2 separate regions of the Homo sapiens genome follow, and region 2 is linked to region 1. The links are chromatin contacts, found by Hi-C or POLR2A ChIA-PET in ENCODE. All regions are on one chromosome and are shown on one strand. The core of a region is the stretch at or near the end of the contact, and the rest is flanking DNA. Distances in the headings are between cores, read along the strand shown.

Evidence for each region. A loop is a pair of places that touch in the nucleus more often than their neighbours do. ChIA-PET counts read pairs that join two places held with the same protein, here RNA polymerase II (POLR2A). Pooled maps may share reads with other maps.
Region 2: a loop to region 1 is called in a pooled map, with 4 times the contacts of the local background. The contact joins two enhancer-like sites. A Hi-C loop is called at or near these places in 2 of 50 pooled maps. POLR2A ChIA-PET finds 5 or more read pairs at or near these places in 2 of 52 experiments (PC-9 and activated T-cell).

The regions. Positions count from the first base shown.
Region 1 is chr14:75,875,686-75,879,368 of GRCh38, forward strand. The region is part of intron 29 of TTLL5 (tubulin tyrosine ligase like 5); the gene reads left to right. Among named protein-coding and RNA genes, the nearest start is that of TGFB3, 100 kb to the right of the region's middle. RefSeq lists a silencer at 332-421. Within about 2 kb of position 1,791, at least 10 of the 41 ENCODE cell types and tissues checked have a DNase peak (open chromatin) inside an H3K27ac peak, as active enhancers do; they include PC-9, where a contact is called at or near this core.
Region 2 is chr14:76,201,639-76,205,321 of GRCh38, forward strand. It overlaps GPATCH2L (G-patch domain containing 2 like), which reads left to right. Exons shown (of 10, transcript NM_017926.4): 10 at 53-3,683. The coding sequence ends at 213. Among named protein-coding and RNA genes, the nearest start is that of GPATCH2L, 52 kb to the left of the region's middle. RefSeq lists an enhancer at 1,656-2,085. Within about 2 kb of position 1,878, at least 6 of the 41 ENCODE cell types and tissues checked have a DNase peak (open chromatin) inside an H3K27ac peak, as active enhancers do; they include PC-9, where a contact is called at or near this core.

The DNA of each region.
Region 1 (3,683 bases), core at 541-3,040:
AGCAGTCTAGGTCTACGTTTATAGATAGGGAAAAATGCTCAGAATAGGTATTTGAATGAAATAAAAACAGGCTCCAAAACATCAGGTGTCATGTGATTCCGTGTTTTGTCAGCACACAGAAATACATGCATACATACATATAGAAAATAAGTTTGTATATGCATAGAAAAACATCTAAATGTTAACAGGTTATCTCTGAGAGCAGAATTATAAATCATTTTGAATGAACATTTATTAAAGAAATTTGTTTCAAAAAGAAAAACATCAGTCTGCCAACCTTTTTATGTATGTGTGTGTGATCAAACAGTGCTGGGCATTGAAGGAGATATGAAAGAAATGTAAAGCAAAGCAGAGTCTATGGTCATCTGAGTCTGAATTTGCATCAGAACGTCAACCAGTGTCTGATTGGTTTTGTGGCTAGATGAAGGTGTGGCTGCTAATAAGGGAAGGTCACCCATGTGATGTCTTAGGGCAAGGTGGTTTCACTGGCTTTTGTGGTCATGAACTGCAGCCCTAGTCTTAGCCAGCTGTGTCATAGCTACACTGTGCTGGTCAGGTCACACACTAGTCCAAGCTCAGTTTTGAGTATATGTGAATATCTAGTTGTAATTATCTTCATTGCTTCTTAAATGTTGGCAAGTACAGTTAATTTAGGGACTCTCTGAAGAATCACACTGATCTCAATTGGTTAGTGAACAATAGTTTCGAAATTTTTCTGTCCAGGTAAGCATCTGTCTTTGTATCCTTTAGAGTAGGTCATTTGAGGTAGTAAGAACCTCCTTTCCTACTCACTGAAGGAGGGGGAGCTTCGTAATTGGTTTTAGAAATGAGAGGATATGTTGGAAGGCTTCCGACACCTTTGACAGCTCCATATCCTGTCTCAGGTATTTGTGTGCTTGGTCTCTCTATATGAAGAGGAGCAACTTCTGGATTGCTGTCCCATTCCTATTGGAGTCGTAGTACTGCCCAGTGCTTTATAGCAGCACCAGAAAAGTTGTACTGTTTCTCTTGCTCAGCACCCAGTCTTGTCCCAGCCGACAAACACTGTGAATGGAAGACAGCCAAGAACTCCATACAGTGTGAGACAAAGGCCTTTTGGAAGCTTACTTTTGCCAAAATAGAAACAGTTACTCTCACTCTCACCTTGGCTGCAAGGTTTTTACAGCATCACAGGGTTGCATAAAAGTCTGGATGTGTTCTTTGCTCTGAACAGTCTTGGCCTGATTCTAGGAAGGTGAGTGATTAGTAACTTACATGCTCAAGAAAATGTACCTTCTCAATAGTTTAGCTTCCAGAGGGAAACGGACAAGAAATGTCTTTGCATATGTCATGGGAATTTTATCCAAATTGGGACACAATCTAATGTGGGGAGAATACTGCATAGAAATGTTTGCTTGTCTTAAATTAGAGTACAAGGGTCACAAAGAGACATTAACCTACTCAAATAGAGAGTAGCGTTTGCCTACTTTATCCCCCTTCATTCTCAAAAAATGAATTTACAGAATTATTTCACTACAAAGAGGCATCCAGCTCTGCTCCATCACCAGGAAGCCTGAGTGAAGGCTAAAAGGAGTGTTTTTCTGGAAGGAATTAAAAAAAGAAAAAAGTCCTCCCAGAATTTAATCTCTAAACAGTATTATCTTTCTAGTAAGAGAGCCCAGATCTTGCTTCCCTGGAACCTTCCAAGTTGCAGTCTGTGTTCTGTCTATCAGAAATTTTTCCTTCCCACCCATGAGCACCCTTCTGTTGTGGGAGAAGGAGGGCCTTTCCAGTCTTTTGCCTGGGGCCAAGCCAACCCTCAAACTGTGGTTTTTCTCTGAGTCTTCTTGCTGTAGTATGGCTGTTTCCCACACCCAGCAAAGAAACAAGAGTCATGTATATGCTGAGTGTATGTTGACTAGGTCTTGAGTGGAGGCCAGTGCTTACACAGCTCTCTCATTCCCAGGACATTGACTAATGATGGTGCAGCTCCTATGCCTGTGTTGTTAATATTGTATATCGAAACCTCATGTTTCTTACAAATTATTAGAGAGAACTTCATCTAATTCTTCTGTCCTTTTATGAATGAATATCAGGACAGAACAATTCACATGATGGAGCAGTTCAGTTGGTGGGGCTGTAGGATTGGGGCCAGTACAGGACTCTCAGGGTGCCTGGAGAGGCTGATTTCTGCTGCTAGTTTACACACAACCATTTATATGTCTGCTTTTAACATTGTCTGAGTGTGTTCCTGGGTTTCTTCTTATCAGGTTTGATTGCTTTAATCCCATCCCACTTAGCCTTGGCTTTGGTGAAACACCTGGGGACTTGTCTACATTACCGACTCTTTGGAGTTTCAGATGGCATGCAATTATAATCATTTCATTATCCGTTCAGTGTATTACAGTATAATCACCAAACCACAAGTCGCAACCTAGAGGCCTTTTACTGTATTTGGAAAGAGTGTCTGCCTTCTGTTGTTGTATTGAGGCTTAGGCAAGCTTGAATCTGTGGTAGATTGAGAATTATTTCTAGTATCAGTTAAGATTCCGTTTGGCTGCTTATAACAGAACCCTCTCTACCACCAATAGTTTAATTAAGTTAAAAGGGTTTTTTTCCCACATAGTTAGAAATCTAGAGATAGGCTCTTGCAGACTTCATGGTGCCATCAGAAACCCATGCTCCTTCTGTCTTTATTCTCTGCAATCCTTAGCAAATAACTTTTACCCTATGCCTATCCACCTCTTGCTAGATTCCATGCTGTAGGTGGGAAGAAGAACAGGGAACATGAAAGGGCATAAGGTGTGCACCAGCCGAGTCTGCCCATTTAAAGAGCTTTCCCAAAAACTGCACCCAGAAACTTCTGTTTCCATCTCATTGTCCAGAACATATGGCATGTGTTATCCCTAGGTAAAAGAGAGGTTTAGAAATGTATTTTCTTTAGCTGGGCAAACATTATGACCCAAACAAAGTCAGAGTAGTAATATTAAGAAGAAAGGGAGAAGCGATTTTATCTAGGCAAGTGGCAGTCTCCTAGGCAGTAAGTTCTCCTAAATTATTTTATTTTATTGTTTGAAGTGAAAACTAATCTTATATAAAACATCAGTATCTAAGGTCCTACCATAAATTTTGCATTTAGGAAGGTGTGAAGTTATTTTTGTTTGAGATCTGCAGAAGGGCTGACATATTTTGTGTCTGAGTATGAGTTGGACACAAATAACACACTAGGCACTGTTTAAAGTCCAGAAAATGGTCCTTTTACAAGATTACATCTGGATATAAATACACATTTGCCTATTTTGTTGTGTAGGAATTTAGTTTTTGCTAAAAAAAAGATGAATAGTTGGGATTGGTGTTTTTATTTTTAATTTTTAATTTTTTCCATTTATTAAGCACCTTTCTACTAGTCACTGTAGGGGAAACTAAAATTAATCATATATAAATTCAGCCATTTCCAGTGTGAATCACCCAGAAGGGAGAAAAAGTACACACGTAAGTGGCTATAATACATGGTAGAATGTACTGTGATGAGTCATACAAATACATTTTTCTAAGCATTCAGAAGAGGAAAAGATTATTTCTGCCAGAGAGAATTGAGTAAATATGATCTGGGGAGCCTAAACATATGTTTCCGTTTTAAGAATTTGCTTTCACAACTAGTGAGTGTCATAAGTCTGGAAAAATATCTTGAAGAAATGCATAAG
Region 2 (3,683 bases), core at 628-3,127, 330 kb after region 1:
TCTAATTTATCTCCCCTTGATGTTTTGCTCCTCTCTGTTGTAACCTTACTAGTTCACATGGATGCAGTGGAGCCAACCACACCAGCATCACAAGCCCCCAAATCACCCAGCTCTGAGTGGTTGGTGAGGACCTCTGCAGCAGAGAAAGCCACAGACGCAACTACTGCTACATTTTTTAAAATGCCACAAGAAAAGAGCCCTGGATACAGCTAGAGAGCAGGACTTCACCCTCCAGGAGCTGACTGGGTGTTGCTGAAGCAAATGTTGGACTTTGTGTTAGATAGTCTTGCATATCTTAATCGACATTCCCAGTCCTTTCACCACCAGAACCAACTCCTCTTTCAAACACAGCAGTGGATTCTTTCTCTCAGAAGATCATGTTGTGGGAATCTTTTTTTTAAATAGTGAAATATTGAGGCAGCAATTTTTTACAAAAAGGTCATCCTCTGCTCTATTTGTTACCTTGTTATTGCTGTCTCAACATTTACTACAGCTCCATTTACAGAACTGTTGCTTTTTTGCAGTTGTCTTTGTTCTTGAAAAACCAGTAACTGCTTCTGCATACCTTTTGTGTAGAGCTTTTAATATCATTTGAGGAAGTTCCAAATTTGTAGCCAGTTCCAAACAAATTTAAATATTGAGTTGAGACCTGTATGGAATTGTGTTCGCAGGAGATAAGGCTTGCCTTTGAGCCTACTCTTGATTCATGCAGAGTGCCAATAAGATAAATCAACCAAGTTTTGGGGCCTCAAAAGAGACACCAGCAACTGGGCCTTGAGAACTTCCATTTTTTTGCAGATTGTCTGCAGAAACTCAGACAGCTCATCAGCAGCAGCAGCTGTATTGTATTTTACCTCATCTTCAGAGTTTATGTTCTACTGAAAGAGGACGTGTGTATACACACACACACACACACACACACACAGATTGGTATAATGGAGAAGATGGTTTAGGTGTACAGCAAATTTAAAATAGTCAGTGGATTGTGTCTTACTACTTCATGTCCCAGTGTAAGCCTTTATGTCCTAAGCAGGACTTTATTGTTAGTATTATAGGCTAATAACCTGCAGCAGAAATTCATACTCTATTATAATAATGGCTTCTTGGGGCCATGCTTTGGGGAAGTAAAATGTCTTTTTGACATGCCTTTATACTTGGCGTGTTTATGATGGCTCAGCTGCATGTGGAGTTATATATACAGTCGTGCCTGAAGTTGGATGCTACTTTGTCAAAATGAGAAATAAGTGATGGCCTGGAGCTGCTGGAGAGAAGCCACGCTTTCTAGAAAATATTATCAGGAGTGTCTGTCATTCATTCAGGGGCCTAGCTGACAGAAGGGCTCTTTTTTTTATACCAATGAGTGCGTTTACTCTGAAATACATAGAAGCTCTTGGTGAAGTGCTCCCTGCTCTGGTCACATTGTAGAGGGACTCCCACTCATGCATCTGCTTATTTTCTGTCTTAAATAGGTGCTGAATGGGGCAGCACCTCCTTCCCCCAAAGTGCGATTGCCCCTGTTTCCCATACGAAGTGTAATGACGGGTTGCTTTTAAAATTATAGTCCTTATCAATGGAAACTCCAGATTTCTTTATCAAAGGGAGGTGGGTGGGCATGAATCTAGTTGGAAAAGGGGACTTGAAGCTAAGTTTACATGGCACTTTAAGACTGAGAACATATCAATTGTTCATAATCAGGAATATGGTAGAGGGAGAGCAGGTGTAGATGATGGGACGGGAAAGTGCTGAAACCAGCCCAGCAGACCTGTGAGTCGCCTCTGGTTCTCACGCAGCAGTGTGTGTGTGCTCACAGGGATGTTCCACCCCTGGTTCTCATGCAGTAGTGTGGGAGAGTGCTGAAGCCGGCCCAGCATGCCTCTTAGTTGCCTCTGGTTCTCATGCAGCAGTGTGTGTGCTTACAGGAGTGGAGATGATGGGATGGGAGAGTGCTGAAGCTGGCCCAGCATGCCTCTGAGTCACCCCTGGCTCTCATGCAGCAGTGTGTGTGCTTACAGGGACTTCCCAGGCTGCACTTCCCTTCCCTGTGGGCTGCACCCGTAGAAGTATAGAAAATGTAATGTCTGTTGAATATAAAATCGTACCACTGAATTGTTCTAGTGATGAGGTTAGATTTTGTTGTCATGTGCATTGTCACCATAGTGACCCGTGGCATATATTTTTAACATACTTGGTTGGGTTTGAGAGAAATCTGTGGACGTAATTTTTTGTTTGTGTCAAGCTCTATGACTCATGCAGTGATTGGTCCCATGATCATGGCCTATTAGTGAAAACCTCCAAAGGTCAGGTGGCCAAGGTGTTCCCACATTTTTTCTATATAACTTGTTTCCTAATAGTCTGCCTTTCTACCTATGATTAAAAATAATTTTTATATACAACATTATTTACATTTCAAACATCTCTACGAAGTCATGCCATTTTAAGGAGATGAAAACAGCCACAGAGTTGAGTGACTTGCTCCAAATCACATAACTAAGCCAGGACTAGAATCCCAGACTTTCAGATTTTCTCTGCCCTGGGTTATAATCTCTTGTTTTTCAGTGATAGACCTGAGTCAGTCTGAGATGCTTATTTATGAAACAGTATACCATGAATATTTATTATCTTTCTTGGGCATGCTTTTCTACACATTTTGAATACTTTCAACAGGGATTACCCAAGAATGCAACATCTACCTGTAATAAATGGGGAGAAAATTAGTTGCCTGAGAGAACAGAATATTAAGCACACAAATACTTTCCAACACAGGGTTGTAAATTGTGCTCCTCATTTTAAGGTGCTGTACGTGCATGTTTAAGGAATTATTAATCAGTGTATTCTGCTTGCTTTCTGTATTAACCAGTTCCAGAGGATAGCCTTAGAAATGAGTGTATTTTGAATCTTAAAGTTTCTTTATATGCGGCACAGTGTATAATGTCGTAAGTTAAGAAAAATCTGTTATCTTTCAAAGAAGTTACGTAGTTTCAAAAATGAGGTTTTGTAATCAGTGTTGAAAAAACTCTGAACTATGACTTACTTTGAGGATGATCCTTGAGCTCATGTATTTGATCTGCTCAAAAGTAATAACTAAAGCTGAGTTAAACAGTTGTTATTTATTTCAGGGTTCTGATTTTTCCCAGCTGGCTACACAAATGGCCTGTCTGAATCCTAGTTTAGTGTGTTTTCCACGATGGGCAGAAGTCAGAACATTATCTGCTTCTGTGAGGATCATAATAAAAAGTTAGTTTTAATTACGAGTTTAAAGGAATTTTAGATTTTTTTCAGATGCAGTATTTTAAAGGAACAAAACTCCTGTGTTGCCTTTTGTTGTTGTTGTTGTTGTTGTTGTTTCCTAGAGACAGGTTCTTGATCTGTCACTCAGGTTAGAGTGCAGTGATGTGTTCATAGCTCACTGTAACCTTGAACTCATAAGCTCAAGCCATCCTCCTGCCTCAGCCTCCTGAGTTGTGAGGACTATGGAAGTGTGCCACCATGCCTGGCTAATTTTTTAAGTTTTTGGAGAGATGGGGTCTTGCTCTGTTGCCTATGCTGGTCTTGAACTCCTAACCTCAAGCAATCTTCCTGCCTCAGCCTCCCCAGGTGTTGTAATAATAGGTGCGAGCCACCATGCCCAGCCTTGTGTTGCCTCTTGGTAAGAAATAATAAAAAGAAATTAGTAGCTTGTTTAC